Regions from separate parts of the Homo sapiens genome. Here regions 1 and 2 are each linked to region 3. A link is a loop called in an ENCODE intact Hi-C map of the cell type or tissue named here. Cell type or tissue: endothelial cell of umbilical vein. All regions are shown on one strand. Each heading gives the region's core, and the rest is flanking DNA. Links, peaks and the distances in the headings are about the cores only. Region 1 overlaps THSD4 (thrombospondin type 1 domain containing 4). Region 2 overlaps THSD4 (thrombospondin type 1 domain containing 4). Region 3 overlaps THSD4 (thrombospondin type 1 domain containing 4).

Region 1 (10,703 bases), core at 1,526-9,525, 160 kb after region 3:
TAGTCTGTAGTATTTTTGATGTTGAGAGAGATGTCTTTTACTTCAGAACCTGTTAATGGCGTTTGACCCTGAACCCAGCTCATTAAAGACTTGGTCCCTAATAGTAGTAATGTTTATTGAATATTTACTATGTGGCAGGCAGTGTGCTGGGCTGCTTTACAAGAAGCATCTCACACAGTCCTCCGAGCACTTCTGTAAGACAAAGGACATTATTAAGTTTAGGTTTAGGGAGGTTTAGCAACTTGCTAAGATCAGATAGATCCAACAGCTAGTAAGCGGCTTTAACTCATCACAAAGATTGGTCATCATGGGAAATTTTTTGCCCTATTTTTAAAATTCATATTTCTACATAGCTTAAAAGTGGAAGGTATCGTTGACAGTGGGCTGCATTGCTGGGTTTGGGGGCAAGGGGAAGATCTGCTCTGTTGAGAGCTCAATGCCCAGGGATGGTAAATGGAGACTCTGGTGGGGGAGGGAAAGAGCTAGCCCTTTGTCCTGTTGGGATTCTTTACTTTAGAAAAGAGCAGCCTTATGTATCTCTTGCCAGAATTTCACATTTTAGTTGGATTAAATTATGTCAGTACCATCATATTCTACTTAAACAAGAGGTACAATGCCTTTTCTCTTAAGTGTCCTTAGCTCTAGACTCGAATGGATGAGAACCCTGGAAATGTGGCCCCAAGTAGTACAAAGAAAGACTAGAGATGTCTACACATTCTTATGAATGCGTGTGGGATTTTCATTGTGCACAGTAGTGTATGCCTGTTTGTCTTAATAGAAAAATGCTTTTATATTCCTTGCTATTGAGGAAAAAAGATATGATTTTTGGATATTTTAAAAATTGGGTTGATAAAAAGAGTGCTAATGCTACATTATAATAAGTTCTGGGTCCAGGCAGCCTCTCTCTCTTTGTTGGTGTTATATATTGAGAACAGAAATTCATACACATAAGTGTTGGGGCATTCCACACAGGGAGATATTCAGCATGTTGCCAAAGAAGTGGTTCCATGCTACATTTTCAGGCATAGGAATTACATATAGGAATTTCGGTAGGTATTTCTTCATGCTGAGAAGCCAAGTTACTTCTATAATATCATGGACCCAAAGTGTTTCTGATTTCAGTAACGACAACTGTTGCTCTTTATTTTGACCCATGTAAATAATTATCTTGTCTTCACATGTAAATAACCTAACTCAAAGACTTACAGACCTCTGGATCTGAGCTCTTCATGAAAAACTCTCAAACCTTTTCATATTAGCTCTTCTTTGCAATGGTGGGTTTCAGCTATGAAAGAAAAAAGTTTCCTAAATAAGTCAATTTCTGAATAATAAAATAATTCATTGTATCCAGGTCTTTACTTTTGTGTTTTGAGAACATTTGTTTTCTCATTAAAAAAAAACAATTCAACAGTAAGTTTAAGAACACTAGTCATGACCTACCCAGTCCTTCCCCCTCCCCATAGCTAGTATTCGAGTGGATAAATAAAGCAAGCTTTCCTAGGAGGCACTTTTTATTGCAATGTTTCTACAAACTAATATTCAACCACTGTCTGCATTGACTCGTTTCTTTTTTTGAGTGTGTTGTTCTCTACTGAAGCTGTCTGTGCCTTCACCAGCCTCTGTCCAGGCTGCTATTCTCAATTTTAACCATCCGCTCTACATCTTCAGAGATGTAAGTACCATTCTTACTATGAATGGAATGGAATAATAATACTTGATTAAATATTACTCCATTAAATAATTTACAGCTAAGCATTTTGCACACTAATAAGCCTTCACAAATAATATTATAAACAGAACAAGCAAAGATCATTAAATGGACTCATCACTAATATAAAGCCTCCCAGCCAACTGGAAGGTCCTGTGACTATTCCTTCACTTGTGTCTGTTGAGTAGTTTAAAATGTGTTGTTTGGTGGTATTATTGATTTTTGGCTTGGCTGTCTCTTTTTGCTCCAAACCAGGATAGTTTGTGTCTACATGACAGGGCTTCACCAAATGTTCTCATGAATTGCGCTTCACCTCCTAAAGTGTTTCTGAAACTAACTCCAAATAAAATTTCAAGCAACTAAGTACTTCACTAATTGTTTTCCAATGAATTGTTCCAAACCCCAACTTTTCTCTTTTATTAAAAAACAGCCGGGTGTGGTGGCTCATGCCTGTAATCCCAGCACTTTGGGAGGCCAAGGTGGGTGGATCACTAGGTCAGGAGATTGAGACCAGTCTGGCCAATATGGTAAAACCCTGTCTCTACTAAAAATACAAAAATTAGCTGGGCGTAGTGGTGTGCACCTGTAGTCCCAGCTATTCAGGAGACTGAGGCAGAAGAATTGCTTGAACCTGGGAGGCAGAGGTTGCAGTGAGCCGAAATTGTGCTACTGCACTCCAGCCTGGGTGACAGAGCGAGACTCCGTCTCAAAAAAAAAAAAAAAAAAAAAAAAAAAAAAAATTCTAGTGATTTTTCTTTAAAAATGTGCGTAGTTTCTTTATTAATATCATTGCAAGAATTTTTTTTTTCATTCAGCTAATACTCAGGTTTTTTTCTACCAATTTTTTCAAAGTGAGGTTTAGGCGCATTTATATATCCACAGTGATAAACACTTTATTTGATGTATTTGTTCTACGCATCTTAGATTGTGACCAGTTTACTCTAAGTTGGGTTTGGGGTCATGCTTTTACTGTTGTTGTTACTATTACTGTTATCTGTTATCAATTTTATTTTTAACTTTTAAGTTCAGAGATACATGTGCAGGATGTGTAGGTTTGTTACATAGCTAAATGTGCGTCATGGGGGTTTGTTGTACAGATTACTTCATCACCCAGGTATTAAGCCTAGGATCCATTAGTTATTTTTCCTGATTCTCTTCCTCCTCCCACCCTCTGCCCTTCCATAGGCCCCTGTGTATGGTGTTCCCCTCTATGTATCCATGTGTTCTCATAATTTAGCTCCCACTTATAAGTGAGAACATGCAGTATTTGGTTTTCTGTTCCTGTGTTAGTTTGCTAAAAATGGCCTGCAGCTCCATCCATGTCCCTGCAAAGCACATGATCTTGTTCTTTTTTGGCTGCATAGTATTCCATGGTGTGTATGTACCACATTTTCTTTAGTCAGTCTATCCTTGATGGGCATTTGGGTTCCATGGCTTTGCTATTGTGAATAGTGCTGCAATGAACATATGCATGCATGTGTCTTTATAACAGAACGATTTACATTCCTTTGGCTATATACCCAGTAATGGGATTGCTGGGTCGAATGGTATTTCTGACTTTAGGTCTTTGAGGAATTGCCACACTGTCTTCCACAATGGCTGAACTAATTTACACTCCCACCAACAGTGTATAAGCATTTCTTTTTCTCCACAACCTCACCAGCATCTGTTATTTTTTGTCACTTTGATAATAGCCATTCTGACTGGTGTGAGTTGGTGTCTCATTGTGGCTTTGATTTACATTTCTCTAATGATCAGTGATGCTGAGCTTTTAAAAAATATGCTTGTTATTGTCAATTTTATAGTAGGGAAATTTCACTATAACTTTTGCTGATGTGGGGTTATTCCGAATTTTGCCTATTATCGTTCACATTTTTGGTCATGTATACCTCAAATTTTCAGTCTTTAACAAACAACATTCCTATGAGTAAACATATTCCTGTTTAAGAAGAATGATATTTGAGTCAAAGTCGTAGTCACAAAGAAATTAATACTAAACAGTGTGACTGCCTGGAAGATATGCCCGACAAAATGAAATACTTAGGATGTAAAAGTACAGGAGTAGACTTTTGGGTGGCTTAGTATGGCAGTGTTAGATGCTTGTCTTTACAGAAGGAAATGGGAGAAAGTTCATTGTTTTTATCATTTCATCATGCTGTGTTAATACTTGATATTTAGAAAATTGTACGTGTCCAAGAAAAACTGAAAATAATCTTATTATCCCATGATGTTTTTATATAAACCTACAGATCTAGACTTTTACCCATTGCTATATCTGTAATAAGCATTATGGAATAATGCTGATGTTCTTCCATTCTTTGATATGCATGAGGATATTTTTAAATTTAGATGTTTTATATCCAAAACAGTTCCAGACACTACCCGCAAAAATAATCAAGCTTCACGTGGTGAAGAGAACGAGGGATATGTTCCTGGGAAAAGCCCTTAGCCAGAAGGCTTAAAACCAGATAGAAACTTTAAAAATAGCCTTTTGTGAGGCAAATGTAACTTGCTGAAAATCGTCTTGCACAGTTTTGAAACTAGGATGAACCCCCTGCCACCCAGGAGTCCAGGACCACTCTGTGGTCTGATGCCAGGAGGATGTACTTGCATATTTCAGATGCTTCATATTTTGTTTTTGATGTTCTGAGCTGGTAGAGTTGGGTGCAGCTCTTCTTGGATTGATAAACCATGTTCCCAGATGTTGAATTCAAGAAGGAATTTTTAACTCTTCCATGTTTAAAAATGATTTCTATGGCTGAGAGCTAATACACTCCCTCAAATCAATTTGGGAAATTTTTTTGAGAAGAAATTGAGTCTTTTTCACATTTGAGTAACTTTATACACGACGCGCAACATGCCCTGTAAATATAGATAGGCCACCTACAAAGTGCACTGGGTGATATTTTATACTGCAGATGTTCTAGTTTGCACCTGATGAAACATGTAAAATGCTTATCAAAAAAAATGAATTATACAGTCCCACACAACCGTTTGCTTGGTATTTGCTAAATTTGATTCGGCCTTTAGATGATAAAAATGAACCAGTCCACAGTAAACACTTAATGTGAAAAGAGATAACGGCAAACTGGAAACTTTCTTATCCTGTCATTTTGATCCATTTTTGAAAGAAAGCATCCTGACAGCAACAAGGAAATACCAGCTTGGAATTCATACCTATTTGATTTGGCAAATGTGAATAAACTATTCTTTCAGAGGATCCAGGAAGTGAAAACATGGGCCAGTGACTGAAAAACCACCTTAGAGATTATCTGATTAACTCTCTCATTGTACAGATGGGGAAACTGATGCTCAGAGGTGTCTAATGAGCTTCTAGGAACAAGTGAGGGTGGGGGCTGAAAGTCAAAATAAATACCCTGACTTATCTTACCATTCCATCTCCTGCTGGTCAAATCCAGCTGGAAACCAAAGGGCAAGGGCTCCTTTCTGGGACATAGAATGGGACAAATAATGGCAGAGAATAGATCCGGGAAGGCAGAGAACAATCAACACAGTGATTACAGAATAAAAAGATCCTTTAGGAATGCAGTCATCTGTTTATTCAGTAAATTTCCGTATCTTACTAATCACAACAGCATCCACGTACACTTAAAATAGTGCCTATATGTATGTGTGATACTTGTTTACATAACAAGCTTGCTGATGTTTGGTGCAGTGTATGGGTTCAGGCTTCTCTGACAACAATACCAAGACCTTCCGGGGATCCACGGTCTTCTGCATGGGGGATTTCTGCAGAAGGAAATATAACACTCAATGGACAAATCCCCAGCTGGAAGAGGTCTCTGTTTATTAGTACTGCTTTTTGAATATAAAATCAACTCTATCTTTTAGGAAGATAGCTAAATGTTGCTGGAAGTTGGAATGAGAGTTTTAATTACGAGCTAGACACTGTATGAGACATCTTTCCTGTGCTGCCTCAGGTCCTCTTGACTGTAATCAACTCAGGAGTCTTGGCTCAGTCCCTGTGAAAACTGTCCTCATGTGGACAAATGCCACAGCTCCTAGCCTCATGTCTGCCACCCTGGGGCTCCCTGTTGACTCTGAGGGGCAAGACTCCCAGGACCCCATGGATGCTCAGCCATGTGCAACCAGGAGGGTAGGGAGGTGGCACTGCTGGGAGATGGGAATTAGTGAAGTTCTTTTGCTTACCCCTCTCTGAACGGACTGTCCTGATGCTGCCTTTATGATGGTTCCTCATGATCCCAGGCTCAGTTGCACTGGACGCCAAGCAGAGGTCAGTTGGGGAACATGCCCCATCCTGTTTTCTCTCCCTCCTTCCCTGCCGCACTCTCCATTGCTCTCCACCCTGAATAAAGTAGTGGCTCTGCTTCAGGGAACCCAGGCTGAGATAGATACCAGGGCCTCCCTTTTGGGGGTTCTCTTTTGAGGTCCAGTTTTCAAAGGAACTGATTGGGCAACTGCAAAATGAGTATGTGAAGACATTAAGTGGACCAATTTGTAATTCGATTATTATAATTATCTGGATACCTCTTTGGCTCAAAAGGCAAATGTTGATCTGTTTTAAGAACAGAGAATCATAACGCGTAGAGCCCTAACCTGCCTTCCTAGCCTCACCTGATGCCTTCTCAACCCTCATCTAGGGCTTATTCCTTTCCTTTATGACTTGCCAGGAACAAGGGAAGAATAGGAAAAGTCAAAATAAATACCCTGGCTTCTCTTGCCATTTCATCTCCTGCTTGCTGCTAGCTTCCTTCTGACAAGGGAGAAGTAACTGGGATTCACTTTTCCATTTTCCTAGCTGGATGATCCCTCCCTGACAATCCAGAATGAGATGATGGTGCCCGGGCATGGGGGGAGTATCCACGTGTGCTGATACCTCCTCACCTACCCTTCCCCAGAGTAGATACACATTGCCCCCAAAGAACATTTCACAGTTCTTTATTTCCAGCAGTAGATGGAATCGGGAGAAGTGTATTGGAAGTTTTGCTTGGGATCCAGCTGCCTTAGTCTCCCCTACTGTGTCTTGTTACTACATAGTGCTGGTGACCATGGGCAACAGTGTATGAGACATGTCTGTAGCCTTAGGCCTGGTGCTGGCACAGCAGGTCCTCTGTTCCTGGCTAAGTAGCTTCAAAGCTGGCTCTCCTGGAGGTTCTGCGAGCTGCCTGATGTCCTTTAAATATATTTTCCCCTGGAACCAGCTAGGGTGGGTTCTATTTGCAACAGACCAAGAGAGCACTTTTAAAATCCTTGAAATTTTATGCGAAGTCCCAGGCTTTCATTTGTATGTCATTTAGATTTTTTTTTTCCCCTCTGTTTGTCCTGTTAGTGTCTCTTTGGGATCTCCACATCTATCAACGGATTGCTTGCATTGCTTTTAAAAACTGTTGTTTACAATGACATTCAACACTTGTAAAAGTTATTTGCTGCCAAGAGGAAACTAAATGCATTGTAATTAAATTTATTTCAGGCTTTGATTACTAAGAAGTGCAGAGATACATCATTCACTTGTGCTTAATTTAAAAAGTATTTTGGTCATAATACATAAATTAGTTACCTTTGTAGTTTGCTTATAACCCATAAGACACTCAACTGGATAAAAAGCTGCTGGCTACAAATAAGTAACCTTGTCATCACATGCTAAAGGTGGCTAATAGGTTTGTCCCTACTGCCAACTATAATCAACTTATTTTTAACATGTATAGTCACATTGTAATTGATGTCTGGAAACCTGGTTTCCTTTTTTCCTTTTTTTTTTTTTTTTTGTTAACTTTTATTTATAGACACATGCATATAATTTAAAAGTCAAATAGCCCAAAAAGACTTATAATGAAAAACATATTCCCCCAAATTCCATCCCACTCCCCAGAGGCAAGTGTCTTCTGGCATTTACCTTAATTTTTCTAGACAATGTGAATTATCCAGTTAGGATATTCCTTCTTGACTTCTTGTAAGGTAACTGGATTGAGCACTCCTATATCAACCACTCCCCCAGCTTCACTTTGGCACCCTAATCACCCCCATGTAGTTACAACTGAACTTTTAAATAGTTATTGTTTACATTATGACTATGGAAAAAATAGTTCACTACAGTTCTTTCATATGTTATCACATATATCACTTTCTAAACATTTCTATATATCTGTATTAGTCAGGGTTCTCCAGAGAAACAAAACCAATAGTATGCATATATAGAAATAGGTTCATTATAAGGAACAGGCTCACATAGTTAGGGAGGCTGAGAAGTCCCAAGATCTACATTTGGCAAGTTGGAGACCCAGGAGAGTCGATGTTGTGTTCCAGTCTGAAAGCCTGAAGTCTTGAGACCCAGCCAATAATTCAGTTCAAGTCTGAAGGCAGGAAGAGACAAATTCCAACACAAGCAATCAGGCAGGAGGAGTTCCCTCTTACTTGAGGGAGGGTCAGCCTTTTTGTTCTATTCTGGCCTTAAGCTGATTGGATGATGCCCACCCACCTTGAGGAGGGCCGTCTGCTTTATTCAGTCTACTGATTCCAATGTTAATCTTGTCCAGAAACACCCTCAAAGACACACATATTATTACCAGAATAATGCTTGACCAAATATCTGGGCACCCTATGACCCAGTGAAGTTGACACATAAAATTAATCACTGCAATATCTTTCTGACATCTATCCATTTTTCTGAGTACTCAAACACATAACCTACCATTTGCATTTTGCTTTTTCTTGGAGGCCTCCTACCCTTAGTCTTCCACCCTCCTACTCCAGTCTGGACTAGTTGTGTTCTAGGCTGGGAGCATAGCTAGCATCCTCTATTGTGGTGGCCCCTGTCTACCACATCCTGCTTTCTTGGTTACTGAAAGCACATCCTCTAATAGCTTCTCAAGAAAGGGTGCGAGGGAAGTATTGTTTTAGCTTCTGCATATCTAAAATGTGTTGATTGCACCCTAGACTTGACATAATTAAACCAGTTTTGGAAATCAGTGTTGGAAATCATTTGTTTCTTAGAGTTCTGAAGGTATTCCACCATTGTCTTCCAGCATTCTGCTTGTGGTAAGACCAATGCCATCCTGATGCTCTTTGTTTTGTGTGTGATTGAATTTTGCCTCTGGATGCTTTTCAGGTCTTCGGTTGATTTCTGGCATTCCGGTACGTTGTGATGAGGTATCTCGGGGAGGGCCTTTGAATATCCATTGTCTCCTATGCATCCCTTTTGATGAACCCTTTCAAGGTAGAAACTCATGCTTGTGTAGTTTCTTCCAATATTTCTTTGATACTTTCCTTCTTTGTATATTCTCTGTTCTTTATTTCTGGAATGCTGTTTTGGACAGCATCTCAAATTTCCTTGTCTTTCCTATTTTCTGTTTTTATTTTTGGTTCTCCTTTCTGTGGTATTTGCTCGACTGTCTTCTAAATTCTCTGTTGAATTCTTTAATTTTTATGACCATGTAATTTCTAAGACCTTTCTAGTTTCTGATTATTTCCTTCACATAGCATTCTGTTCTTGTTTCATGGATGCACTATCTTAACATACTTTAATTAACATTCTTTAAGAATATAACAGGATTTTTTTTTTTTTTTTTTTGAGACGGAGTCTTGCTCTGTCGCCCAGGCTGGAGCACAGTGGTGCGATCTCAGCTCACTGCAAGCTCCGCCTCCCGGGTTCACACCATTCTCCTGCCTCAGCCTCCCGAGTAGCTGGGACTACAGGCACCCACCACCACGCCCGGCTGATTTTTTGTATTTTTAGTAGAGACAGGGTTTCACTGTGTTAGCCAGGATGGTCTTGATCTCCTGACCTTGTGATCCGCCCATCTTGGCCTCCCAAAGTGCTGGGATTACGGGCATGAGCCACCGCACCTGGCCAAATATAACAGGACTTTTGAAGTTCTTTTTATTTTCCCTGCCTATCCCCTCACCTCCAAGTTCTTTTTGTGTTTGTGTTAACCCTGCCTTTCTTGTCAGGGGCTTTCCCCAGATGGCTGTCAGCTTTTAGAGTATATCCATATTGGACAGGTCGAAAGTTCTACGTGCATGTGCTGCAGATGCCCTGTGCCGTGCAGCTCAGCATGCATAGGTGGGGTAGTTGGTTGATGAGCTTTTCTTTAGGAGAACAGATTTTGAGCTATCTTTTTTTGTTGGAACCCTGCACACAACTGTCATTATGTAGATGGTTTTCCTCTCAGGTGGTTGGTTTTCTCCAGAGAAGAACCCTTGAATCTCCTGCCTGTGGAGGTGGACGTGTGGTTGGTGTTCTGGGTGCCCCTTGCCCTGAGCTCTGTTCTCCATGGTGCCTGTTTCCTGGGTCTGCAGCCCCTTCTCAGTTTCTCTGAAGAGTAAACCTCTCCCCTGCTTGGGGAGGAGCATGGGGGTTACGTAGTAGCCTGGCTGCATAACATGGGCTTAGTAGCTCAGTTTTCCATCATGAACCAGAGCCTCATCTTTCATGGTTCCTGTGCCTCCGAGGGCTGGGCTACTGGGGTGTCTGTCAGTCCAGATGGCTTTGTTCTCAAGTTTCCTCCACAGTGGATATGAATGTTTGCAACTTACACTCAATTACAACGCTTTCCTCTACTTTTCTCCAAGTTTGCTGAAATCTTTATTTGTGGATATCTCCTCTCTTTTTGCTTTGTCCTCATAGGTTAAAACGTTTTAAAATTCCCTAACAGTAGGAAATTTAGTAGGGTTTTGGAAGGGAGAGGAGGTGTAAGATGGTCACTCTTCCATGTTTAACTGGAAGTGGAAAGTCTAGGCTTTTGCTTCAGGCCTGGGAGGTGCACATGAAACAGTCCCTCCCAGTGGCTGCCTGGGGGGTCCCTGAAGGGTGTGAGACCACCGTGAATCCTGGGGCAGGGCACTTGCAGTACATGTGCTATGTGTTTGCTAGTATTGTTTTAGATGTTTGATCTCCTAGCCTTTGCTTTTCTTTGTATTTTTCCTGCTTTAGTCCATTTCCCTTCTAGCTCCTTCTGTTCTCATTTATCTTCTGCTGCTGCTTGGAGTTACATTTTCAGCAAGTCTGTAACACCTC
Region 2 (10,703 bases), core at 879-8,878, 130 kb after region 3:
TATGTCTTCCGATGTGCATGTTTAATATTAAGACCTATCTTATGGTGTGATCTAGGAATTTTAAGCATTCCAGCATGTCTCTGAGATTGTTCAATTCATGTAAGATTTCTGAATGTAGACTTTAAAGATAAGGAAGTATTATTATTTTGTTGCCTACAATGTGTACGAGGAAGTTCAGGTGACACATCCTAGTACAGATAGAGAATCTATGGTCTTTTCAAGCACCAATCTCAAACATCTGCTGGTGCAACACTCTCCTTCAGACTGTATGTGATGGACGCAAGACTCAATCTGGTCCAAAGTCTTTTTTTTTTTTTTTTTTTTTGAGATAGAGTCTTGCTCTGTTGCCCAGGCTGGAGTGCAGTGGCACGATCTCAGGTCACTACAACCTCCACCTCCCCAGTTCAAGGGTTCAAGCCATTCTCCCACCTCACCCTCCCAAGTAGCTGGGATTACAGGTGCACAACACCATACCTGGCTAATTTTTGTATTTTTAGTAGAGATGGGGTTTTACCATGTTGGCCAAGCTGGTCTCCAACTCCTGGCCTCAGGTGATCTGCCCACCTCTGCCTCCCAAAGTGCTGTGATAACAGGCATGAGCCACTGCACCCGGCCTTGGTTTTTTTGTTTGTTTATTTTTGTTGTTTTTTTGTTTTTTGAGACAGAGTCTCGCTCTGTTGCCCAGGCTGGAGTGCAGTGGCGCAGTCTTTTAAACATTCTCAAGAGAAGGCTTTTGCTTGAAGTCCATAAGCATAACATTGACGTTGATTGCGTGGGGTGAGGTGTTAGGCTGTGGTTGGAGACACTGAGATGCGAGCAGGCTCTTGCCTTATGCAGCTTGAGTCCAGTAAGAGGGATAGACTCATAAAAAGGCATTAACAGTGCAGATCATATGTGCCACCGCACACGCCACATAGGTCCTTTCAAATCACCACACAGTGGAAATTAACCTGGCTTGGGTGGAGTTTGAGTGCAGATTATCCAGGCGAGGGAGGATGTTTTAGGAAGAGCAAGTGACAGGGGTCCTAGAGGCCCTTTGCAGTCCTGTAAGGGCTGAGGAGCAAGAAGGAGGCACTCAAGGAGCTCTTGGTGGAATCAGATGTGTTTTCAGTGAGTGAAGGCTTCACCTGCAAGTTTGTCTTCAGCAGTGAAGGGGCAACACAGGGCGGAAGTCATGATTAATCCGCAGCCCTGCACTTTCTTGATGAGGGCTAAAAGTAATAGGAACTCAAGGAATAGAGTAAACAGTTAAGTTTCTTATTCATGGAAGCTCATTGAAGCCCAAGGCTTGATAGCTAGAGTTTTTGTAGGGATTGCAACAGAGGAAGGAGAAATCAAACCTCAATTCCTCTGGTGCCTGAGGAGATGCAGTTGAAAAAGAACAACAACCCTTTTCTGGCCAGACTCAGTTGGGCTTGATTGGCTCATGCCTGTAATCCCAGCACTGTGAGAGGCCCTGGTGGGAGGATTGCTTGAGGCCAGAGGCCAGGAGTTCAAGACCAGCCTGGGGAACATAGTGAGACCTTGTCTCTACAAAAAATTTAAGAAACAGCTGAGGTTGGTGGTATGTGCCTCTGGTCCCAGTTACCCAGGAGGCTTGAGGCAGGAGGATTGTTTGAGCCCAGGAGTTGGAGGATGCATTGAACTATGATCACACCACTGCACTCCAGCTTGGGGGGCAGAGTAATACTTTGTCTCTAAAACAACAACAACAACAAAAAATCCTTTCTGCCTTTGTCTTGGGGACTTAGGTGTCTCTCTTCCCACTTTCTCTTAGGGACTCCGAATTCAACACTTTCTTTTAGGTGCTCTGAATGCAACACTTTCTCCCTGGAGAGGAGACTGATTGATACTCTGACCTCTTCTGGAGGAGGGAGGCTGCAGTGCAAGGCAGGGACAAAATTATGAGTTTTTAAGGGTCTTTGCTGCCAAAGGAGGCGTGATCCTGAGTTTAGACAGAGTGCACTTAACATTATGAGGGAGAAATTCCTGGGGCTAAAAGCAGCTTTTAGCAAACATGGACATGATGAGTACTGGTATCAATGACTCTCCAGTGAATTTCCCTGGGGTAGGACTGGCTTTTGACAATGGATTTATCCATATGGAGTTGTTTCTGCCCCAGAGTAAGTGCAAATAAGGGGAAGATGTTGGCCGAATCTCAAATCTAGATTGGCGTGCTCTCTGCAGGCAGATTCTAATTCTACTCCATCTCTAGTCTGATATTGAATGAAAGAGGAGCTAATAACTTCCTGACTGCAATTTTAAGCAAAAACTTAGTAAATGGGCCAGGTAAGAATCGAGTACAGTTCTGTAAGGTGTAAAGCTTGCCAGGAACCATGAGGCCAGTTACTGAATGGACAGAATGGGGGTTTCAACACTAGTTTCTCTTATCATGAGCTTATCATCAGCCTCCTTATCTAGGAAATATGTGCGAGTATCAGTGTTTTTGCAGCATTTGTCTTTCTGTCTTCTCAGACCACTTGGAATTTCCACAGAAAATTCTCTTACTGACCTTTTCATACATATATATATACACACACACACGTATGTATATACACTTATATGTGAATCACACACATATGTATATATATGTATACATGTATACACACCACACACACATATATATGTATACATAACATGTGTGTGCATATATATACACACAAATATATACACACGAGAATTGTTAACAGTTGTCATTTTTCATGATTATAGAAAGTTGTTCTCTTATTGACTTCATATATGTATATATACACACACTTTTATATACACAAGAATTGTTAACAGTTGTCATTTTTCATGATTATAGAAAGTTGTTCTCTTATTGACTTCATATATATATATATATACACACACATTTATATACACAAGAATTGTTAACAGTTGTCATTTTTCATGATTATAGAAAGTTGTTCTCTTATTGACTTCATATATATATACACACACACATTTATATACACAAGAATTGTTAACAGTTGTCATTTTTCATGATTATAGAAAGTTGTTCTCTTATTGACTTCATATATATATACACACACACACATTTATATACACAAGAATTGTTAACAGTTGTCATTTTTCATGGTTATAAAAAGTACAAACAAAGAGTAAGAAATATCAGAACAGCAAAGACATGTATATCCTTGTCTGTCTCTCAAGATGTAATCACAGCCAGTGATTTTTAACTTGTAGTTCTTACGTTCATTCTCTCTATAACTCTAAATGGCACATTAATACCCCTGCTTCTTGATATATCAACTTAAATTTTCTCCATCAACTCCTTATTCTGGAAGATGAAGAATTGACCCCCTTTCCTTCCACTCCTGCTGATCTACACTAGCCACATTTTTATTTTCACTTATATTTTTGGCTATATGTAGTAAATTAACAATTTTTATTTTCTTGATTTTTCAACATTAGGAAAAATCAGTTAACTCCTTCCTTTGCAAGGTTAGAAATGTTGTGTCCAAACAACTCACTACATTCCTTTCCATGCATTATACATTTTTGTTTATGCATTTTTCTCGTGTTGGGCTATAAGTCCCTGAGGGAGGCTATTATGGCAAATTTTTCTTTGTATCCTCATTACTGTCAACACCTCACACATGGAGCGCTGCAATGAATATTTGCCTTTGAATGGAATTTTGCACCCTGCCTCAGCAGATAGCAGAGGGGAAGGAAGCCAGTCTTATTAATGTGGTACCGGAAATAGCCACTAAGAAATGTGTGCTCCTTGGGAGATTAAGGTGGTTTGGTTTTCGTTTTTGTTTTTGCTTGAGTCAGGGTCTCACTGTGTTGTCCAGGTTGGAGTGCAGCGGCATGATCATAGCTCACTACAACCTCAAACTCCTGGACTCAAACAATCCTTCTGCCTCAGCCTACAGGCATGCACTACCATGCTCAGCTTATTTTTATTTTTTGTAGAGATGGGTTCTTGCTATGTTGCCCACGGTGGTCTTGAACTTCTGCACTCAAACATGCTCCCAATTTAGCCTCCCAAAGTGCTGGGATCACAGGCATGGGTCCACCACACCAGACTAAATTTTTTAACAAGTTTACATTTTGCCATGTGCTTCCTGATTAGTTAGGGAAAAAAGAATTCTTTTTTAGATCTTCTTACAGACATAGAGATATGTAAATAATATAAATAGGCAGTCATAAGTAAGCACTCTTGAAATAGGCCTAGATTTGAAGGGATCTCGAATATTTAAAAATCTATGATTGGCCTGGGTGAAAGGCTGGGCTTAGTGTCATATTAACATCCTTTGGGGCTTTGATGTAGGTATTGAATGAGAGGGAAACACCTCTCCCTAGGAGAACATTATGAACTTCCTTGGATGAAAAAAATAAAAAAAGCATTTGAGAATTACAAAAATCTCAGATAAAACAAAACAAAACAAAACAACAACAATGAAAAACATCCAAAGCCTTTCCCCAACTCTTTGGACAAACTAGTTAATTCACTGACTGGAGAATTTCTGGAAGTGGTGGGAGGTGGCAAAGGTTTTTGTGAGGTTGAGTTTGTTCTGTGTAATTTGAGAAAGGAGATATTAAACATATTTGAAAAATGTGCAAGATAACTGGAGCGAAATTTTGGCCCATGGTTTTATTTCTCTATAGCTAGAAAACAAGCCCATTTTCCAGCTGTAGATGAGAAAGGAAGGAAGGGCATGTTTGCTTAGAACACATACTTTTCAAGCAATTACGGCTTCTGGAACTACTGGATTCTCCACAGTGGACATTTGGTGTCTCCACTTCAGCAAACATTTATTCAGCATTACAGAGAGCTGGAAACATTAATGTATTACCACTTAAAAATCCCCATAAAAACCCCTGGGGATTGGGGCCTGGAAGGTGGTACAGGGCTTGTTATTCAATTGTGGTAGTTTAGACTTGGAGAAGCAAAATGTTTTTCCCAAGGTCACACAGCCACTTTCTCATGGCAGTGCAGGGACATTTTCTAGATTTCTTTTTTTAAAAGGTTTCATGACTGTGGTGACATTAAATACATCATATGTTGCTATGGTAGCTGGTCTTTTGATTGAATCCATAGCAGTGAAAAGGATAAAAAAATTACATATCTGACGCAGGCAGCCTTCAAGGTCATGTTCCTTGGCACCGCTACATTGGAGATGATGCTGTCCGTCTCCTGGGGAGATGACAGTAATTAATTACCATCAGTGTGATCACTGATGGTGGCTCTTGAGCAGTGAAGTTGGGTACAGGCAGTTGTCATTTCAGATTAACCAGGGTCACTAGAAATGTGGCTGGAGTTTCCATAATACTATTTGTGACTCATAGCAACCCCAGGCAATTGTCTAGATAGAACTTTGGATAGGGCTCATATTGCTTTATAAGGATTCAGCTAATCATATTAAAGTACGTCTTTATTTCTCTTCCATTAAAAGTCCAGTGGAAACATCCCTCCCTCTTTTGGGTGGGAGTCATTTGAAGGGAGGTTATCTCCCAGAGGCATTACTTGGCTCTAAATCTCCAGACTTTGTTGGTCTCATCCTGAATGAGCCTGATCTCTATCTACATGGCTTTTCCCCTGTCTCAGTTTTCTGGCCTTAAGATTACAAGAATCTCTGCCCATGAAAAGGATCAGCTATCTGCAAGAAACCTGCCCCCAGGGCCAGTTCACAGTGTAATGTACAGACAATTACTGATAAGGTGAAGGTGACTCAGTCCATGACATCAGGAAACAACCAATTTAAAACCTAAGAAAGGGGTAAAAGGATCTGTAACCTGGAAGTTTTCACTTCAGAGAGTCTGTTAAAATGAGAGATCACATCCCGATAATAGTATGAGAAGTACAAACAGATGTAATCTATAAAAGAGACATGAAACAGGATTTCCCAGGCCCTGCTTGGTTTTCATCCTCACTCCGCAGCTCCCTGCTCCTTGTGGTGGAGGCCAGCCACTTCGCCAGGCCTCGGGGGCTGATTCCGGCTTTGGCCTCTAGCCCTATCCTGACAAGACACAGTTATGGCTCTCTTGTCTGGGGACCCATCACAAATTAACTTTGTTGTCTACACAGTCACGAAGGGCACCATGGCATAGTGGTTACTATGATGGATTCTAGATGCAAAGTGTCAGGGTTCAAATCTTGATTTCACCACTTATGAGCCCTATGACCTTATGCAGCTCATTTAACTTTTTGTTGCCTTGGGTTCCTCATCTGTACAATGGGTATAATAGTTATTGTGAGGATTAAATGAGCTGAATATATGTAAATCACATAGTGGAATGTCTAACATTTAATAAATGCTCAATAAAAGTTAGGTATCATCATCATCATCATCATCATCATCATCAGTCCAGGCTTCTGCCTTCCTTGCCTGTACCACAATGCTGCCTCAATAACCCACTTCCACGTCCGGGCCCAAGAAGCCTTGCATTTCTCTGGCCACATCCCTCTGCCCTCCAGGCTTGCAGTTTGCCTGGCGTCATGTGAGTCCTTGCTGGAGTCATACACAGGGCCATGCCCATCCACCAGGACACCTTGTTACCTTGTTACCTCCTGCTGGGCTTAGCTGACTCCTGGCAACTGCAGGTGGATCTGCTGATCACTGTGGCTCTAATGCCATGTTAAGCTTTTCTGCCTTAGATGGGAACTGGACTACGCTTAGATGTAAATGACTTATTGGTGACCAAGGGACAGGGTATCCTAAATGACCCACAATAAGTTGGGTGGCAGATGTGTATGGATGTAAGAGCACCAGGCATTAGTGGAGTATTAAGCCGTACCCTAAGATTATAAACTGCAAAGATGTGCAAAGTTGGCTAAGGGCTGGTGTATTTGGCAGGGCTCTATACTTATACATTGTCACTTTTTTTTTTTTGGAGACAGAGTCTTCCTTTGTCGCCCAGGCTAGAGTGCAGAGGCGTGATCTCAGCTCATTGCAACCTCTGCCTCACAGGTTCAAGTGATTCTCCTGCCTCAGCCTCCCGAGTAGCTGAAATCACAGGTGCATGCCACCATGCCCGGCTAATTTTTTGTATTTTTAATAGAGACAGGGTTACACTATATTGGCAGGCTGGTCTCGAAATCCAGACCTCAAGTGATCCGTCTGCCTCGGCCTCCCAAAGTGCTAGGATTATAGCCGTGAGCCACTGCATCTGGCCAATTGTCACTTTTATTACATAAATATTACATGTTTATTGCAGAAAAAATTAAATAACACAAATAGACTAAAGATTAATTATAAATTAAAAACATCTATAACATCACCTTCCAGAGATAACACTTTTAACCTCTCTCTGTGTATGTATACACACACTCCACACACATAATCTTTTTAACACTTAGTGGATTGTGGACTCCTTTCCAAGTCGTGAAACAGACATTTATGTTGTCAAGTACTGAGCAATTCTAGATGATTCTGAATGTGCATTGGTTTGTGGTCTAGCCTATTAGCCATTTTACTCATTGAGAGAAAGGGGTTAAGCAGACTGTTAAGTCTTTGTAGTCTACAGCTTCCAGTTCTGGTAACTGCCACCAGGTTAATGAAGGGTGGCTTCTGGCTGGAGCCTCACTGTGGAGCAGCTTGGCTTTACTTAGTTGTAGTTATTTGAGGAACAGGACCTTCAACCACTTGTGCTGGTCTGTTTCTGCTACGAAGACCTGCGGCCCGGCAGCCGATCTCTAGTTCTGATTATGGACAGGGTGGGCCTTCAGCGCTCTGGGCTCTGCTTCTGTGTCACTGTGGAGCCTTTGGCAAGGCTTGCCACATCTCCAGGTCTCAGTTCCCTCATCTGTAAATGAAAGGGGTTGGATTTGATTCTCTTTTGCTCTAGCACTCTGTGATTCCACGTTAAGTCATTTGGAGTGGAGTGAGATGGGGCTTGGGCGTGGCCCTTCATCGCTGCTGCACAGGTTAGGATGCACAGGCCACACCAGAATCACCCAAGGAGCACTTCAAGCATATATTCCTGGGCTCTCATCCCCACTCTTCTGCCAGAGTGAGGCTTGAGAATCTGCATTTTTAACAAACTCCTTAAGGTTTCTTTCTCGAAGCCGTACTTGGGGACTGCTGCAGGGATGGTGGCCTCTCCAAGTCACCCAGCTGTTCACATCCTACTTGAACTCTGGCTCAGGCCAAAGGCATGTGAAAAGCATCTTAGTTAACTCAAAAGCCTTCATGGAGACAGCTGGTGTTGCTGGAAGCTTACATGGGCCCAGCTTTAGGGTTGCCAGCAGGTTGGCTTCCAGAGCCCTAGGAGACAGGCTTCTGTGGCCTGTCCGCCTCTCCCTGATTGTCAGAGCTCAGCCCACCCTGCTTGTTCACCCTGCCTGTTTTTTCCTACCAGTTTCCATCATTTTCTGCTTTAGGGGGCTTCTTGCTCCATATGGTTCGGCTCAGGCCACAGCAGGGTAATGACCACGCTGGGCATTTGTACCAGCAGCCTCCCCAACTGCGACTGTCCTTAATCAAGCAGGAGATGTTTACCCTCACACCTGTTTTCAGTCCTTCTTCTGGTCCCTCATCTTCCGGGAGACCTAATATTTCTGATACATACAGTAGATTTCTCTACAAATCCTTGAAGACTTTGAACTATCCTATTAGCAGTTTATTCCAGAGACTTCTACACAGTACTGTTTAATGTTTCAGGGGCCAGGCTCCTTTTCCTTCTGATTATTCACACACACACACACAAACACACACACACACATACACACTCTCTTAAACAGAGTATAGCTTGGGTTCAACAAAGCTAGATCATACTTTATCCACAATATGAATTAGAGATTCTGATCTTGTTATTTTCTGTCTCATACTTATTTACTTTATGCCACACTTTGCTCATATTTACCATTTATAAATGAGGAAGAGATAAGCCAGAGGGAGCAGTATGTTTTCCTTGAGTAGTCTAGTGCATCAGGATCACCTGGATAAACTTGATAAAATACAGATCTCTGGATCTTATCCCAGATTTACTGAATAATAATCCTTAAGGGAGGGATCCAGAAGTTTGCATTTCCAGAAAGATCTCTGGGTGATTGTTTTGCATGCAGAAGGTCGGAAATTCCTGCTTCATGTGGGACAGAATTTAGACTAGAATTTAGAGAAGATGGGGCGGACAATGAGAGACAGCCTGGTGGGAACCAGGCTGCTTGCATTTAAATCCAGGCCCCACACCTCACTGGCTGTGTGACTCCTCCATGCCTCAGTTTGCTCTCATGAAAAATCTGTAAAACTACAGTGTTTACCTTATTGGTTGTTGTGAAGATTAAATGAGTTCACATGTGGAACATGTTTAAAGTAGTGCCTGGCAAAGGTAAGGGCTCTGAACATGTCTGCCGTGGCTACTATTCCATGCAAGGGGAATGGCATGAACAAAGTCAAACAGAAGCAGATGGCCTCTTTGAGAGAATGGAGTAAACTGATTTGTCAGAAGTAGAAGGTTTAGATCAGTGGTTTTCAAATTATAGTGTGCAAAAAAATAACCTAGGGAGCTTGTTAAAAGTTTCTTGCCCCTATAACGATTCTGAGTTGGTATACATGAAGCCTGGGGATCTGCATTTAAACTTTTTGATGCAGGTTTTGAGCAAATGTTCAGAAACCCAGTAGTTTAGGTAGAAGAGGGCTGGTATTTAAAGTTGGAAAGGGGCCCGGCGCGGTGGCTGACGCCTGTAATCCCAGCACTTTGGGAGGCTGAGGCGGGTGGATCACCTAAGGTCAGGAGTTCAAGACCAGCCTGGCCAACATGGTGAAAGCCCATCGCTACAAAAAATACAAAAATTAGCCAGGTGTGGTGGTGGGTGCCTGTAATCCCAGCTACTTGGGAGGCTGAGGCAGGAGAATCACTTGAACCTGGGAGGTGGAGGTTGCAGTGAGCCGAGATTGGGCCACTGCACTCCAGCCTGGGCGACAAGGGTGAGACTCCATCTCAAAAAAAAAAAAATAAATAAATAAAGAATAAAAATAAAAAATAAATAAAGTTGGAAAGGTATCCAGGGTTTGGAAATGTATCCTGGAGCTATGAAAAGTATGGACACTAATTGCATATTTAATATCTGCTTTATTAGGTATGTCCAGAAAGCAGTAGAAGTATCCGGGAGGTACAGTGTGCATCCTACAACAACAAGCCATTCATGGGCCGGTTTTATGAGTGGGAACCATTTGCAGAAGGTAAGAATAGACCCAGCCCTGTCCATAGAAGTTACTTTAGTCTGTTTTCCATTCTTGTTGACTTCTGATTGATGTTGGAGGTATTGGTGTGATCCTGGCTGGGGTGTCAATAGGGGAGAAAGTGTGACTCCAGGGCAAAGAGAAGCCTGCATGGGTCTTTACCAAAGGTAGCATAGCTCAGGTGACGCCTGGACCATCTTCGGCATGAGTCAGATGGATGAGGCACTGATGGAAACAAGCAACATCCAAGGATGGCAGGGTGAGGGGGACAGAACAGGGTTCAAGGAATCAGTTGGAGAAGAGGTTCAAACATAAAGTTGTGAGCCGTGAGTGCAGATGGAGTTTCCCTTTCCTTGGTTCCTGCTACAAGGGGTAGTATGGGAGCTTAAGAGAACATGTGGGGTTGTACAGTTGTATGGTTCTCACCTGTAGGGGGCCTCACATGCTGATTCCAAAGATAATAGTAGGCAGGCATTGCCCGTGAGTACAAGATCCCCGTCATTTCCAGATGACAGAAGATCCAGAGTTGGTAGAGCAAGTTGATCCCACTCTGCATGCTGGAGTCACTTT
Region 3 (10,703 bases), core at 1,078-9,077:
CTCAGGATGGGGATTAAGGCTTGAAAGACAAGAGGAAATGAGATGTTAACCCTTTAGGCCTTGGCCCTCTGAGCCCCAGTAGGGAAATCACAGGGGAATTATCTGCAGGCATCTGATGAAAGGGGGCATCAGCTTTGATTTATGGTGGGGATGCAGCCATGTGACTACAGGGGTGGGAGGATGACGAGCTTTGACTTAACCATTTTTCTTGGAGGCACAGTCAGGAGAGAGAAGAAGATTAATTTCCCATGAAAAAGGATAAATGGACTGCTGGGAGGCTGCCCTACCTGCTTCCTTCTTGGAAACCCTCCGACCATATCAGCAAGCTACAAATTTGTAGTTGCCAGACATACTTTTCCCCCTGAAATGTCGCGTCTCTGATCACTTGTGATGTGAAGGAAGAGGGAGCCCACCTCCTTTCCCCGGCCAGGCAGCAGCGTGGTGGTGCTGAGGAGGAGAGCACTCTGGAGCCAGGTCCTGAGTTTGAGCCTTGGCTCTACCAAGTTTTGGGCCTTGAACAGGTTCCTTGGCCTCTTGGGCTGTAGTTTTTCCACCTGGAAAATGCTCAAAACTATCTCAGGCGTGTAGAAAAGTGCCACTTGAATGTTAGCTATCACTTTTTTTTTTTTTTCCCCACTTTGGCTGAGTCCTGAGCCTGCATCTCCTTTGGGAAGCACAGAAGCAACTTCTCTTCCAGGGCGCCAAGGCTTGCTTTGGGTAAATTGACAACTGACTCTTTGATTGATCTCCCTTGTTTGACCCCTGACCCTCACATGCCTTGGATTCTGTCTGGCTTGCTCCTCCCTTTGCTCCAGCTCCATGGTTTCCAGCTGCCCCTTTGATGACATTACCCTGCCCCTCGTCTCCTGCCCTCATGCTAGGTTGTCAGACTACTTGTGGGCTGGGCTGTGACATCTGTTGGGTCCTCCAGTGGTACTGGCCAATTCTGCACTGGCTCTGCTCCTTGCTAGCTTTGTTGTGACCTGATAGTCCCAAGCCAAGTGGCTGAGGGTAGAGAATGCAGCTGTCTTGAGAGGAAAATCAGGAGCCGTGGAGGCCGTCTGGCCTGGATGCAAATCCCCACTCTGCCCTGTTTTCTGGTTTCTCTGCCCTCTCATTGCCTTGTTCTTGGTGGGGGATAATAATAGTTATACTTACCTAATGATTGACAGGAGGATCAAATCCAACCGTGCACATGAGGCCGCTTGGGAATCATGTAGGGGAGTTTATTGCTGGTTGTAAGGTGAGCCCTGAGGGTAGAGCTGTGTCTTCAAGTTTTGAAGTCTCATTACAGGGCGTGTAGTGACAGTATAGCCTTTAGTTCCATTTAGTTTCTTTTCCAGAGCAGACAAGTACCCAGGACCTGCTTGACTTTAGCGATATTTTAGTTGAGGCCCAGGATTTCATTCTGCTTGAAGTTCAGAGGATCTTCTGGTCAGCTAAGCGGGGAGGAGCTGCCATTACAGAGCTCCGTGTCAGGTACTGGGATTTACCTGCGTTCTTTTATTTAATCCTCTCAACAACCTGTGTGAACTAGACACTATTATTTCTACTCTACAGCTAGAAAACTGAGGCTCAGAGAGGCTAAGGAATGTTCACAGGCTCACACAGCAAGTAGACATCAGAATGATGTTTCAATTTCAAGTCATCTGACTCCAAAACAAATACTGGCGGTGGGGCCGGAGGGAGGAACTCTCAGGCCAGTTAGTGAGTATCTCAGTGAGGAAAGGTCTCTCCCTGCTCTCAGCCTCTTACAGGATGCTCTGTCTTCTTGGCCTCTTTCACATGAGCGCATATACGCATAATGCCACTGCTAATATTGCTCTGTTTTCTCCTTGATATCGGCTTATGTTTTAATTTAGCACATGCAGATTTGTCTTTTCAACTAACAGGATTTTGTGTCAACATTTCCCACTTGCCACCTAAGCAGGGTTCCCATTTTTTAAAGCACAATGATGCTTTTCATCATTTTGCTCCATCACGGTTTCCTTAGCCATTCCCCACCCTCTATCAGGGATCTAGGTTGTTTCTAGTTTCTCCCACTCTAAAAATTGGCACTACCAACGTGAATGTTCAATTTGCTGATGTTTATTTATTTCTGATCTCATGTTCTGCTTTGGAAATACACTTCCCAGCCATGTGATTACCAGGTCAAAAGCAAGAGCTGTAATAAGAGTGGTCCGTGCTGCTCATGGGGTCTTCAGAGAAATTGCACTTGGGAGGCCCAGACAAGGGGGACCCAGAAACAGAACAGGTGCTTGTTTTCTGCCTACCCTTCCTTTCCTCACTAGTTACTGTTCTTTCCTGAGGCTCAGATTGGAGGAACTTGATACCTCACTCTTAGCAAGGGGTGTGAGAGGTACTGTTCGAGTGGTGACTTTCTGAGTTCCAGAGAGGGAAGTTATTTCAGTGTCCACAGAGGTCTCTTGGAGTGGAAGGTCTTGGCTGCTTCTGAGATTGCGCTGCTGTGCGTTAGTGGTCCTGTGTGGGCATTGCTATGCAGTCATTCACTCAGGCATCCAGTGCTTTCTGAGCCCCTACTGTGCATCAGGTGGCAGTGCCATGCACTGTAAAGTGTGTGAATTCCAGACCTGACTCTGCATGTGTGGCTTTGGGTAGATTAATCTCTTTAAGCTTCAGTTTCCTCATGTATGAAATGGGCTAACAATCTCTGTACATGCCGTAGGAATTAGAGGAGAGAGCATAGGTAAGGTGTCTGCTCAAGCCTACAATGCATGAAGGGCCAACTGTTGTGCAGGTGAACACTAGAACTTCTTTCTTCTTACAGATGAAGAAGGTGTATTCTTGCCTGGGAGTGTGAGAGGCGGGGAGTAATAGTATACTTACAGCCTTAGCAGCGGGCAGGTGAGAGGAAAATCACTGTGATAAACATGCCGTAGAGAGGCTGGGGGACCCAGACAGGCATCAGATTCAGATTGGTGGGAATTCAGAAAGACCTGGGGTGGGATCTGCCTCCCAACAGGAGGAAACAAGGTTGGGGGAGAGGGAAGAGGGAGAAAGGAAGTAGAAGCCTGTTGTGTTTTATGGGAGGGCTACATTCTTGAAGACCTCGCGGTATTCAGATCTCTCATAATTCAGACTTTTCCCCCTACAGAATAAATGTGGAGCGTGCATTTACTTGATATGGTCTCAAAACACATAGCTTTGCTTTGCTGTTGCTTCTCATATGGTCGCACTCTCTCTCACATTGCACAGTGGGCTCACTCATAAATTACCCACTTGGTATCTCGTGATGCTTTTTTGGCTTTCTCAGTTGCCAAGCTGGTGGTCGTGGTTGTTGCTGTTATCATCACCATCATCATCATCTCTGTGTGTTTTCAGTCTGACACCAGCACCACCATTTGACAGACTGTCAAGATTGGGGGTCCGCATATTTTCTTGGAAAGGGCCAAACATTAATATTTTGACTTTGCAGGCTATGTGGTCTTTGTTGCAACTAATCAGCTTTGCCTTTTGAGTGCAAAAGAAGCCATAGACAATAGATAAATGAACAGGCAGGACTGTGTTCCAGTGAAACTGACTTATGGGCACTGCAATTTTAATTTCATATAATTTTTATATGCCATAAAATGTTCTTTTCTTGATTTTTATTCAATCATTTGAAAATGTGGCAAAAACAGGCAGAGGGTCAGGTTTAACCTGTGGGCCAGAGTTTGTGGACCCCTGGTCTAGACGCTTACAATATTTGAAAATTGTTTTAAATTGTAGGAAGAGTGAATGTTAAAATATCCTGATAGTCAACAAAATCATTCACGGACATTCCAGTGCTCATAAGAAAAATGCTTAATTCACAAGTTCTGTCAAAAGATTGGGGTATTTATCAGCTTGAATGGTACCAACATAGGCGGTTCCTTTAATACAATTTTAAATTATTTAGGTAGTTATTCTAGTGAATTAAAAATTTTAAATCATATTATTTCAAAATTTTGGTACCCAATAACCTTATTAATATTGTTATTGTCATTCTATTTCGTGACTTAAATTGTGTACCCTGGCTAGGCACGGTGGCTCATGCCTGTAATCCCGGCACTTTGGGAGGCCGGGATGAGAAGATCGCTTGAGCCCAGGAGTTCGAGACCAGCCTGGGCAACAAAGTGAGACTCCATCTCTACAAAACATCAAACTATTAGCCAGGCATGGTGGTGTGCACCTGTGGTCCCAGCTGGTGGTGTGCACCTGTGGTCCCAGCTACATATATGGGAGGCTAAAGTAGGAGAATTGCTTGAGCCCAGGAGTTTTGAGGCTGCAGTGAGCCATGTTCATGCAACTGCAATCCAACCTGGGTGACAGAGTGAGACCCAGCCAGAAAGAGAAGAGAAGAGGAGAGAAGGTGAAGAGGAAGGGGAAAGGGAAGGAGAAAGGAAGGCAAGGAAAGGGAAAGGAAAAGAAAAGAGAAAAGAGAAGAAAAGAAAAAATTTTATACCCTACACTGGTTTATTATTGTGTACTCTCCTGGAGTCCAGCAGCTCTGCCTGACTCCCAACAGCCTGCTGGCTGGAGTTTGGAACTTGATTCTAGCTGGAATTTTTTTATTGTAAAAGGCAGGCGAGAGCATAGACGGAGCACCAAGGCTTGTGTCTGGCACACAGTGAATGTGGAATAAACTTTTGCTCCCTCTTTTCCCTTTTCTTTCCTCCTCACTCAAAAGTTCTGTATATTTGGTCAGATCCAAAACATGCTGAGCCTCTTTGAAATTGTTACTTTGGTTCTTTCCACATGCAATAAAGTCACTAACCTTTTTAAATGGAAACAAAAACAAAGACTGTTAGAAAGCAGAGTTTCCCCTCCCGGGTCACCAGCTTTCCCTTACTGGAGAATAAGCAGGGCTGTGCTGAGACCGCGGCTGGCCAGCCAGGGCCAGAGGGAGGCCCCAGGTCCGAAGAAGGCGCCTCCAGCTGGGTGCAGACCCAGCTCTCCAGTCAGGAGGGGGGCGCCAGGCCTGCTGGCTGCTCCTGGGTGTATCTTGGTTTCAGAGATTCCAACAGTAGGAAAGCCAGAACCTCTCCAGATGGAAGACCACCAGCCCCGAAGGTGACTGTGGTGCTGTGGTTCTTGGCTCGGGAACATGTTTTTGCTGTGTATGTTGGATGGGAGACCCGTCTTAAGTAGACGTGTGTTTGTGTTGTTTAGGGGGTGGTGGCGCACAGCCACATGTGCTTTCTGGCCTGGGGTCTGGCAGGATGTGAAGGGAGGCAGCCGCTCGCTGTCCTTTGGCTGGTGAGATCTTTCATTATTCTGTTGGGCAGGGGGCTGGCATTCTTCCTGTGTGTTTGGTTTAGAAGCGAGTGGTCTTGCAGCCAAGGGCATGGGCGTTGAGCCCCAGCTTTGTCACTAACTTGTTTGACGTCCAGCAATCCATTTCCATCTCCGGGACACTAATTCTTCATTCCTACTGGCGTGGTCAGAGGAGGCCTAGTGGACAGTCAGGGCTCTTACCACCACCCAGCAGTAACGAAGCCATGCATCCCTCTGAGCCTCCCTGCTGTGGTACCAGCACAGGCCACAGGAGGCTCTCCTGCCCCTCCAAGCCAGGGACATGTCATTGGGGACCTGGTGGGGAGCTGGAACTCCCACCTCTACCCAGAAGCAATGACGACTCCCCTTTCCCCCTCGGGTGTTACTAGAGGCCAAGTGGGGAACCTGGCCTTCTGTTCCCACGTGGCCATCATGTTGGGGGCCCCCTTCCTTGCTGGAGCAGTGTCAGAAGAAGCCAGGGAATAGGGAAAGTTTAAATAAGATCTAGCACCTCATACCATAATACCTAAAATGTCCAGGTTTCAATGGAAAATCACTCATCACACTGAGAACCAGGAAGATCTCACACTGAATGAAAAAGACAATCAGTTGATGCCAGCACTGAGTTGACAGAGATGTGGGAATATCTCACAAAGACTTTGAAGCGGCCATCATAAAAATGCCTCAAGGAGCAATTATGACCATGCCTGAGGCAAATAAAGAAAATATAAATGAGAAGTCTCAGCAAAGAAATAGAAGAATCAAATGGAAATTTTATTTTCAAAAAATTGTAAAACATTTTATTGTAGATTGACAATTTATAACTGCATTATATTATGGGGCACAAAGTGATGCTATGATTTATGAATACAATGTGGAATAATGAAATCAACCTAACATATTCCTCACCTCAAATACTTATCATTTTTTGTAGTGAGAATATCTGAAATTTACTCTTAGGAAGTTTGAAATGTACAAAATACTGCTATTAACTATTTTCACTGCACTATGCAATAGATCTCAAAAAAGGCTTATTCCTCCTGTCTGAGTCTCTCTACCCTTTAACCATAACCTCACCATTGCCCCCACCCTCCAGCCTCTGTAGCTACCATTCTACTCTTTGCTTCTGTGAGTTTGATGTTTTAGATTCCACATATAAGTAAAAACATGTGGTATTTGTCTTTCTGTGCCTGGCTTATTTCATTTAGCTTAATGTCCTGCAGGTTCATCCATGTTGTAGCATGTAGGATTTTCTTCCTTTTTAAGGTTGAATAATGTCCCATCATATGCATAGGTATACCATGTTCATCTGTTGATGGACACATAGATTGATTCCATGACTTGGCTATTGTGAATAGTGCTGCATTGAACATGGGAGTGCAGATCTCTCTTGACAAACTGATTTCAAATCTTTTGGGTAAATACCCAGAAGTGGGATTCCTAGATCATATGGTAATTCTATTTTTAGTTCTTTGAGGAAGCTCTATACAATTTTCCATAATGGCTGTACTAATTTACATTCCCACCAATAGTATGCAAGATTTTCTTTTTCTCCACATACTCACCAACACTTGATTTATTTTATCTTTTTGATAATAGCCATTCTGACAGGTGTGAGATGATATCTCACTGTGGTTTTAATTTGCATTTCCCTAAAGGTTAGCAATGTTGAGGATCTTTTTATATACCTGTGGGCTGTTTGTGTATCTTTGTTTGAGAAATGTCTATTCAGGTCCTCTGCCCATTCTTTAATTGGGTTTTTTATTTTCTTACTGTTGAGTTGTTTGAGTTCCTTATATATTTTGGATATTAACCCCTTATTGGATGTTTGGCTTTCAGATATTTTCTCCCATTCTGTGGGTTGTCTCTTTACACTATTGTTTCCTTTGCTGTGCAGAAGCTTTTTAGTTTCATGTAATCCTATTTGTCTATTTTTGCCTGCACTTCTGGGGTTAAATACAAAAAATTATTCCAGGCCAGCGTCTTGTAGTATTTCTCCTATGTTTTCTTCTAGTAATTTTACAGTTTCTAGCATTACATTTAAGTCTTTAATCCCAAATGGAAATTTTAGAATGGAAAAATATAATAACAAAAATAAAACTTCACTGATGGGTTAAACAGCAGAATGGAGATGACAGGAAAGAATCAGTGGATTGGAAGATGTAACGATAGAAATTACCCAACCTGAGCAACAGATATAAAAATAGACTGGGAAAGAAGAAAAAAAAAAAGAATAGAGTCTCAGGGACCTGTAAGACTATAACATGTAATCCCAGCACTTTGGGAGGCCGAGGTGGGTAGATCACCTGAGGTCAGGAGTTTGAGACCAGCCTGGCCAACACGGTGAAATCCAATCTCTACTAAAAATAGAAAAATCAGCTGGGCATAGTGGCACATGTCTGTAATCCCAGCTACTTGGACGGCTAAGGCAGGAGAATCACTTGAACTCGGGAGGCAGAGGTTGCCATGAGCCAAGATCACGCCACTGCACTCCAGCCTGGGTGACACAGTGAGACTCTGCCTCAAAAAAAAAAAAAAAGGCTATAACAAAAGATCTAACATTTTTGTCTTTGAAGACAAAGGAGGAGGAAAAAGAGAGTGGGATGAAAAACTACTCAGTGAAATACTGGTTGAAAACTTCCCAAATTGAGCATAAGACTCAAACTTAGAGATTCAAGAAGCTGAGCAAACCCTAAATAGAAAGAAAGTTATACCAAGACATATCATAGTCAAACTTTTGAAAACAAATTTGAAAAAGAAGAATAAAGGAGGGGGAATGAGTGTTTCTGGTTTTAACATGTACATAGCTATAACAATGAAGAGAGTGTTGTATTGGTGAGGGAAAGGCACATAGATTAGTGGAATACTATAGACAACCTGGAAGTACACCCATCTGATTTTTGACAAAGGTGCATAGGGAAATCAGAGAACATTAATTGCAATTATCTGGATGATGGTTTAGATGAGGCTGGTGGAGGAGGCTGGTGGAGGATGGAGAAGAAAGTACATGAGAGATAGTACAAAGGAAGAATTGAGAGTTGGCAAGAGACTGGGCCCAAGGCATACAGGAGAGGGTATCCCAGAGGCCCAGGCAAGCTTTGAGAGTCATTTCCTGGAAGGACGGTTATGCCACCGCTGAAGAAGGAGGGCTTAGCATGAGCTGGTGACGGCTCCTTTTATTCACCTTGGGCCATCAGCAGCAGGAGGAAACTCGAAGTACAGGGAAGCTGCCTGAATGAGCGTGCAGGTCTTGAGGTGTTGAGTTTTTGAGACCTTAGCATGAAATAATAAAGAGGTTGGAGTGTAAGAGTATTTCTCCAGAGTACACAGTTTGATAGTGAGGGTTGCTTATTGTTGACATTTTTCTAGTTCTGGTTTGAGTCATAGGGAGAGCCAACAAGGAAGACAGAAGAGACAGGAAGAGAGCAGGTTTGTAGGGCATCGTAGCCATTGATGACAAAGTTCAAGAAAAAGGGGGATAGTGACAGCCTATTCTTTCTAAACCTAAATGCCCTTTATTGTCCTTCTTGACCTCTGGGGGACCCTTGACCTCCAAGGATGTGCCTCTCTTGGTTTCCTTGAAAACATTTTCTAATTTATGTGATGACTGACTTTTTCACATTGTCATAATCTTTTAATCACAGCACCTGATTTTAGCCTTACCTAATACTGGCCCATCACAGAATTGTGTCAAGGAAGTCAGACTAATTTGCTAGGTTTCTCCCTCCTTCTGTAAGGATAGACAGAGTTTTTTGGCATACGTTGCACAGTGGTGATTGCTACAAATCATTGACTAGATTTCTATCACTTAAAAAAATAATGACATAACTCAAACGTCAATGCGCAAGCCTCAGGAGCAGGGCAGGATGAGGCAGATCCTTTCCCTTGATATTCAGAAGCATTGAGGGCAGCATGTGTGGTTGGCTGATTTATGGTGGCCGAGGCACACTGAGTTGGGATGTTTTCTGGATGGTCAAATGCGTGGAGGCACTGAGAAAATATCCTGGACTCAAGGGCGGAGCTGTTCCAGAGTGAATGGGGCAGAGCACAACCTCACACCCTACATCTTGCCTGGCAGGGGCCCAGGCTGCAGCCTGCATGCTGTGTACCAGGTAAATGTGAACACAGGCAACTCTCCTGAAAAGGTACATTTGATGCAGTGTGTCAGGAGACTCAAGAGACAGTTTATTTTTATTTTTTTGAGACAGAGTCTTTCTCTGTTGACCAGGCTCGAGTGCAGTGGCATAGTCTCGGTTCATTGCAGCCTTGAGCTCTCCGGCTCAATCGATCCTCCCACCTCAGCCTCCTGAGTAGCTAAGACTACAGGCATGTGCCACCACACCCAGCTATTTTTTTGTATTTTTTGTAGAGATGGAGTTTCGCCATGTTGTCCAGGCTGCTCTCGAACTCCTGAGCTCAAGTAATTCTCAACCTTGGCCTCCCGAAGTGCTGGGATTACAGGCATGAGCCACTGCGCCCGGCCCTGAGAGGCAGTTTAATTTAGTGCTAAGACAAGCCATGACTCCAACAATTAGGTGAGCTTGCATTCAAATCGTGCTGCTGCCACTTACTACTTGTGTGACTCTGAGTAGGCATACTGTTTTAATTCTTACAGCCTCAGTTTCCTTCTATGTAAAATGGGGATAGGAATAGCACCTGCTTCATAGGGTTGTCTTTAGAATTAGTTAATGTTTAAAAAGCATTCAGCACAACCTGTCACATATTATACACCTAATAAATGTTATTTATTTAATTTTTTTGAGACGGAGTCTTGCTGTGTTGCCCAGGCTGGAGTGCAGTGGTGCAATCTCAGCTCGCTGCAAGCTCCGCCTCCCGGGTTCACGCCATTCTCCTGCCTCAGTCTCCCGAGTAGCTGGGACTACAGGCGCCCGCTACCACGCCCGTCTATTTTTTTGTATTTTTAGTAGAGACGGGGTTTCACCGTGTTAGCCAGGATGGTCTCAATCTCCTGACCTCGTGATCCGCCTGCCTTGGCCTCCCAAAGTGCTGGGATTACAGGTGTGAGCCACTGTGCCCGGCCAATAAATGTTAACTTTTAAAATCTTTAGTCCTAGCTTTGCCTCTAAGTAGCTGTGATACCTTGTACCAGTCACGTGGTTTCTTTACCTATTAGTTTATTCATCTTTGAATCATGATGACAAAATAATGACATTGGGGAGTTAGATTAGAATTGCCCAGTTTTTGTGTGTGTAGGTTTGCTTTGGGATGAGATGTCCAGCAGAAAATCACAATGGAAATAATTGATTTAAAGACACTAAATAAAAATGTATTTATTTAATAATTATAAATAAAATTAGAAGATGAAAAGCAAACGAAAACAAGGTCCTAACTTGACAAAATAAGGGCTAACAATGTTAATGAAGAAAGAGCTCTTAAAAATCATTTCAAAACATGGCCGGGCACGGGTGGCTCGCGGAGCGAGTCTC

The links. Hi-C counts contacts between places; a loop is a spot of excess contacts. Peaks named below come from ENCODE experiments on the same cell type or tissue, not always from the same donor. Only the 100,000 strongest peaks of a DNase experiment are listed, where the experiment ranks them.
Region 1: a loop joins it to region 3, with 4 times the contacts of the local background. A loop is called at or near these places in 14 of 110 quality-filtered maps.
Region 2: it touches region 3 in a loop (2.3-fold over the local background); 8 of 110 quality-filtered maps call a loop at or near these places.

Annotation. Positions count from the first base shown.
Region 1 is chr15:71,283,438-71,294,140 of GRCh38, forward strand. All of the region lies in intron 6 of THSD4 (thrombospondin type 1 domain containing 4), which reads left to right. LOC124903521 (a long non-coding RNA gene) reads left to right here. Exons shown (of 2, transcript XR_007064701.1): 2 at 1-8,366. LOC124903520 (a long non-coding RNA gene) reads right to left here. Exons shown (of 2, transcript XR_007064700.1): 2 at 7,136-10,703. Among named protein-coding and RNA genes, the nearest start is that of THSD4-AS1, 100 kb to the left of the region's middle. In endothelial cell of umbilical vein, for the core only: no CTCF peak of the experiment used is centred there; no DNase peak of the experiment used is centred there; H3K27ac peaks cover 1,407 bases.
Region 2 is chr15:71,246,583-71,257,285 of GRCh38, forward strand. It overlaps THSD4 (thrombospondin type 1 domain containing 4), which reads left to right. Exons shown (of 18, transcript NM_024817.3): 6 at 10,031-10,133. It overlaps LOC105370884 (a long non-coding RNA gene), which reads right to left. Exons shown (of 3, transcript XR_001751791.2): 3 at 10,655-10,703. Among named protein-coding and RNA genes, the nearest start is that of THSD4-AS1, 63 kb to the left of the region's middle. In endothelial cell of umbilical vein, for the core only: no CTCF peak of the experiment used is centred there; DNase peaks (open chromatin) are centred at 4,709, 5,249 and 5,709; H3K27ac peaks cover 2,187 bases.
Region 3 is chr15:71,120,747-71,131,449 of GRCh38, forward strand. All of the region lies in intron 1 of THSD4 (thrombospondin type 1 domain containing 4), which reads left to right. Among named protein-coding and RNA genes, the nearest start is that of CT62, 11 kb to the left of the region's middle. In endothelial cell of umbilical vein, for the core only: a CTCF peak has its summit at 5,471; no DNase peak of the experiment used is centred there; H3K27ac peaks cover 376 bases.